Regions from separate parts of the Homo sapiens genome. Here region 1 is linked to region 2. A link is an interaction called in ENCODE POLR2A ChIA-PET data of the cell type or tissue named here. Cell type or tissue: A673. All regions are shown on one strand. Links, peaks and the distances in the headings refer to the core of each region. The heading gives the core; the rest is flanking DNA. Region 1 has its middle 51 kb from the start of MIR670. Region 2 has its middle 11 kb from the start of API5.

Region 1 (2,912 bases), core at 259-2,758, 210 kb after region 2:
AAAGCACAAGTAGGTAGGGCCCAGGCACTGGGGCTGGGCAGAAGATGAAGGATGAGAGGAGGGTTGATGCAGGACGGTTGCTGGGACCTGATGATCACTGAGCCACAGAGGCTGAAAGAGGCAAAGGCTTCAAACGGATTCCCAGGTTTCTGACTTCAGAAGCAGGGTAGATGGTGCTGCCATTCCCTGCAACATAAAACACAGGAGGAGGAGGAGTGGGTTTGAGGGAAAGATGATGGCTTTAAGTCTGAACATGGTTTTGAGGTGCCTGTAGGCCAACGGTTCTCAAACTGTGGTCCCCAGACCAACAGCATCAGCATCACTGGGAACTGGTTAGAAATGCACATTCTCAGGCCCTGACTAATCAGGAGATCTGTGGGTGGGCCCAGCAATCTGGGTTTTAATAAACTGTCTAGCCCTCCAGCTAGAGGCGTCCTGCCAAATGCTTAGCAACTGGCCCTCCAGGGACAGGGAGAAGCCCTGATGGGTGGTGTTTTCCAGTTCCTGGGGTGCAAATCTCACCATGGCTGATTTCAAGCTACCAATCTGACATCACTAAACGTGCATCAGTAAACGGGGAGTTGGGAAGAGGTGCACACAACTGTCTCTTGAAGCAGCAGCATGAATGGCCTCCAGGTGATTGCGATGCACACCTGTGCCCCAGAACCACTGCTGTAGGCCAGTTGCACGAATGTATCTGGAGGGCAGGAAGATGTATGGGTCTAAAGCTCAAAAGAGAGAACTGGGAGGCAGAAAAGGTTTTGGAGATGTCAGTGTATATACAACCACCTACCAGAAAAACACGGAGTGTGCCAAAATGAATAAGATTCAGTCCCTACCCCCAAGGAGCATGCAGTCACATGGGGAGAAAAATAGGCAAACAGTCACAGCAGAGGGAATGGTGGCTGTACCCAGGAAGAACGGTGGGGGCACAAAGGAGGGGGTGGTCCCCTCAACCTGAGAAGGTCAGAGAAACTTCTTGGAGGAAATGGCAGGAGCTGGGTCTTTAAACACAGGAAGGGGAGGGGATTAGGCAGGTCAGGAAGTGGGAGCCCAGCGTCCCAGGTGAAGGAAAGGCAGAGTGGTGGGAAGAACAAGGTGTCTGCAGGGGTCTGTTGGGGAGAACTGATGGATGGGGAAAGAGGCCCAGTGGTGCAAGTGAGCCCCAAGAAGCCAGGATAGAAGGGCCCTGGGCTTGGAGCTGATGAATATGAACTTTATTTTAGAACATATGAGGAATCATTTAAAAATGTTCTAAGCAGTGGAGGGTTGTAATCATGTTGGAAGATTCTAAAGGTTCTAATGCCCTCCCTGAATCATTGCTTCTTATTGGCACTGTCATTTCCTGTTTCTCACACATGTGGTGCAATCTCCCAACCCCTGCTGTTAGGTCCACAATTCCCCTTCCTGGAACTCTCTCACCTTGGCTCTCCTCTGGGTTACTTCTTATCCTTTGAGGCTCAGCCAAGGGTCACCTCCTCCAAGGCGCCCTCCTTGGCCGTGATGTGACTTGAAATAGGCTTCCTCAGTCCTGCCTGTCACAGCAGCCCATCCATCTCCTTGCAATAGATAGCACTAGCCTCCAGTGATAATGATCTTAATTGTTTCTGTGGCAAAGGTAAAAAGTCATTACGTTTCAGTTCCCATAACTGAACTGTAACTGAATTCAACTTTGTTCTCCAGGCCCTTTTCTGACTCTCTCCCAGGCCAGGATACTGGGTTCAATTTAATAGGGGTCTTTTCAGCTCAGGTTAAATATTATCTCATTCACTGTTCAGTTCAGACTGTGGTTGCTTTAAGAAAAATAGTCAAGTTCTTCAGGATTTTCTTCCCCATTCTCCTGTTCCTGTCTTTCTTTTCAACTGGCATCTGGATCCAAGGGTAAAGCACACACATTTGAGTGATCAGGAGCGGAATTGGAGAGAGAGAAGGGGCCAGAGGGGAGTTTCTCAATGCCACCCTTCAGTCTTCGCTAGCCTCATCTGCAGCAAGGTGGGTCTGGCTGCCCCAGGAAGATCACTGCTGCTGCTGCTGCTGCTGCCAATGGTGCACTTTGCCACCACCTTTGGCAAAGAGGCCTTTGTCCAGACTCCTGGCCTCTTCCTTCTCCCTGAAGTGCTTTCTATTTCCTCCTCCTGTCTGGAAGGATCCCCCAAATAGCACATCTTCCTTTCACAATGAACTTCTTGGTTCTGGGTAGTGTGTCTCCTTCCCTGCAATGTCATCTTCATGGTTCAGCCTTAATGGTGGAATACTGCAGAAGGAAAGAGGGTGTGGAGAGGCAAATTATTGAGAAGGAAGACACATCAGAAATTTTTTTTTTTTTTTTGAGACGAAGTCTCACTGTCGCCCAGGCTGGCGTGCAGTGGCAAGATCTCGACTCACTGCAACCTCCGCCTCCTGGGTTCAAGTGATTCTCCAGCCTCAGCTTCCCGAGTAGCTGGGATTACAGGCACATGCCACTGTGCCTGGCAAATTTTTGTATTTTTAGTAGAGATGGGGTTTCACCACGTTGGCCAGGCTGGTCTCAAACTCCTGACCTCAGGTGATCTGCCCACCTCAACCTCCCAAAGTGTAGGGATTACAGGTGTGAGCCACTGCACCTGGCCCGTCAGAAATACTTCAAAACCATTTTCTTGGCTGCATTTATCTGCTAGTTGGCTGTCTGCCTCACTAGAACAGAAACTTCCTGAGGGCTGGGGCCTGTCTTATTTACAATCCCATCTTCCTCACCTAGTAGAGTGCCTGGTACTCCATAAATGTAGCTAAATAAATAAATGAAGATGTGAAATGATTACATTTGTCTTTGAGAGTGGCTAATTAATGTTTGTTTTTAAAAGGTTGAGCTTGGAGATGTGGAGACAAGAGCCTGGACTAAGGTTGTAAACTAAGGTGGTAATGATAATGGGATG
Region 2 (2,912 bases), core at 207-2,706:
ATGCTTGAGGGGATGCATATACTCCATTCTTCATGATATGTCTATTATGCATCACATGCCTGTATCAGAACATCTCATGTACCCCATAAATACACACACCTACTATGTACCCACAAAACTTAAAAATTTAAAATAATATAATTTGGCAGGTCACAATCATTCATGCCTGTAATCCCAGCACTTCAAGAGGCCAAGGCAGGTGGATCACTTGAGGCCAAGAGTTCGAGACCAGCCTGCCCAACAGAGTGAAACCCTACCTCTACTAAAAATACAAAAATTAGCTGGGCATGGTGGTGCGTGTCTGTAGTCCCAGCTACTCGGGAGGCTGGGGCAGGAGAATTGCTTGAACCCAGGAGGTGGAGGTTTCAGTGAGCCAAGATCGTGCCACTGCACTCCTACCTGGGCAACAGAGCGAAACTCCATCTCAAATAATAATAATTATTATTTCTGCCACTAATAATCTCTCTTCTCTTGATTTTTTTTTTCCTTTTTTGAGGCAGGGGGCAGGGTCTTACTCCTGTCACCCAGGCTGGAGTGCAGTGGCGTGATCATGGCTCACTGCAGCCTCAACCTTCCCAGCTCAGGTGATTCTCTCACCTCAGCCTCCAGAGTAGCTGGGACTACAGGTGCTTACTGGGGTTTCACAACGTTACCCAGGCTGGTCTCAAACTCCTGGGCTCCAACAATTTGCCCTCCTTGGCCTTCCAATGTGTCGAGACTACAGGCATGAGCCACCACACCTGGTCGTCTTTCTTGGTCTTACTTAGCCTTACCCATTTCATCTGTAAAGTAGGGATACCCGGCTGGGAGCGGTGGCTCACACTTGTAATCCCAGCACTTTGGGAGGCCAAGGCGGGCAGATCACGAGGTCAGGAGATCGAGACCACGGTGAAACCCCGTCTTTACTAAAAAATACAAAAAATTAGCTGGGCTTGGTGGCAGGCGCCTGTAGTCCCAGCTACTCGGAGAGGCTGAGGCAGGAGAATGGCGTGAACCCGGGAGGCGGAGCTTGCAGTGAGCCAAGATCGCGACACTGCACTCCAGCCTGGGTGACAGAGCTAGACTCCATCTCAAAAAAAAAAAAAAAAAAAAAAAAGTGGGGATACCCAGGGGGCACATCAGAAAAACATTCAAAACATGGTACTTACTATCATTACTATTAGGCAGTCACTATGTGACAGGCTCTGCACAAGGAGCTCTCATTTTAACCTCACAACAGTCCCATGATGTGGCACTATTATTATTTCCATTTTAAAATGGGAACACTGAGGTTTGGAGTAGTTTATTAACTTGCTTAAAGTCCCAGGGATAGTATTTCTTTGGTCCCCTCTGTCACCCTTCTAATCCAGTGCTCTTAACTGCTAGTGGTCTCTCACTCTCACTCTCTCTCTCTTTGTCTCTGTCTGTCTCGCCCCTGTTCTTCTGTAGCTAGGACAGTAATGGCAACATCTGGCGCTCCTGCACTGCAATGGGCAGCAGGCCAGCAGGAGGTGAGCTGCTCTTCAGTAGGTGGTCTGTTTACAGCTTGTTTTCAGACAAACAATTCAACTTTTCCAGTGAGTTGTTTACCCTACTCTTAGTTAGTGCTTAGGAACCCAGGTTAGGTTCCCAGGTGTTGTGACAGAGGGGGCCCTCAATCAGCAGACACAGGAGAAGGCCATGTAAAGACAGATGCAGAGATTACAGTGATGCTACCACAAGCCCAGGAATGCTGACAGCCACCAGAAGCTGGAAGAGGAAAGAAACAGAATCTCCCCCAGAGCCTCTGGAAGCAACGTGGTCTTGCCAGCAACACCTGAATTTCAGACTTCTGGCCCCAAGAACTGTGAGAGCATTGCGAGAACATGAAATGGTTTAAAGAGACCACATGTATGATCATTTGTTGTCGCAGCCACAGAAAACTAATACACCCTGGTTTCCCATATTTGAGATGCAATCAGAGGGAACAAATTTATCTCCAAAGAGTAACTGACAGCGACCAAAGAACATTCATTCTTGAAATATAAATTAATAAGACCTAAAATGGTACAAGGGAAGGAAGCGAACACTGAGCACTTACAATGGGGCAGGCACTGTCCTAAGCACTAGCCTGTATTATTTCATTTAATCCCCACAACAACCCTAGAAGTAGATACTATTCATAATTATGTGAAGCTCCCGTGGCCAGACCCAAATTGGATTAGAGGTTGGAAGTGTCTTGATAAGGAACTGGGAGACTCCACACCTGACTTAGAAATAAACATATTTAAATAACAGGCAGTTTAGTAGATAGAGGTGCAGCCATCAGAGCCAGACTACCTGGATATGAACCCAAGAACTTCTCACCAGCTGTGTGGCCCTGGTGACAGGGTCGCATAAAGTTACATAACCTTACATTAAGTTATTGTGAACATCATTTGAGCTGAAACATCGAAAGCACTTAGCACAAAGCCTGACAGATAGCAGTTATTCCACAGGGTTCAGCTATTACTGTAACACACATGCTATTATGCACACAGTTAACACTTAATGTATATCTGCTATGATTATCATCATTAGTTGGTTTAAGACCTAGGTAGACCTTAATTTGGAAATCTTTCTTGGTTTCTTCCAGAGAGCCATGATCTCTTTTCTGTTAGAATTAAAAAGACCTCCTTGGAAGACGGAAATTTAAAATAAAAGCTCTCAGAATGTAGGCAAAAGATGGAGCCAAAATATAAGGCATACAAACTACTGACAGAGGCCAGGCACAGTGGCTCATACCTATAATCCCAGAACTTTGGGAGGCCAAGGTGGGCATATCACCTGAGGTCAGGAGTTCGAGACCGGCATGGCCAACATGGAGAAACCCCCATCTCTACTAAAAATACAAAAATTAGCTGGGCATGGTGACATGTGCCTGTAATCCCAGCTACTCAGGAGGCTGAGGTAGG

What was found. Peaks named below come from ENCODE experiments on the same cell type or tissue, not always from the same donor. Only the 100,000 strongest peaks of a DNase experiment are listed, where the experiment ranks them.
Region 1: POLR2A ChIA-PET joins it to region 2 with 11 read pairs; 3 of 35 experiments call an interaction of 5 or more read pairs at or near these places.

The regions. Positions count from the first base shown.
Region 1 is chr11:43,507,273-43,510,184 of GRCh38, forward strand. No RefSeq gene overlaps it. Among named protein-coding and RNA genes, the nearest start is that of MIR670, 51 kb to the right of the region's middle. In A673, for the core only: no CTCF peak of the experiment used is centred there; a DNase peak (open chromatin) is centred at 1,359.
Region 2 is chr11:43,299,458-43,302,369 of GRCh38, forward strand. No RefSeq gene overlaps it. Among named protein-coding and RNA genes, the nearest start is that of API5, 11 kb to the right of the region's middle. In A673, for the core only: no CTCF peak of the experiment used is centred there; no DNase peak of the experiment used is centred there.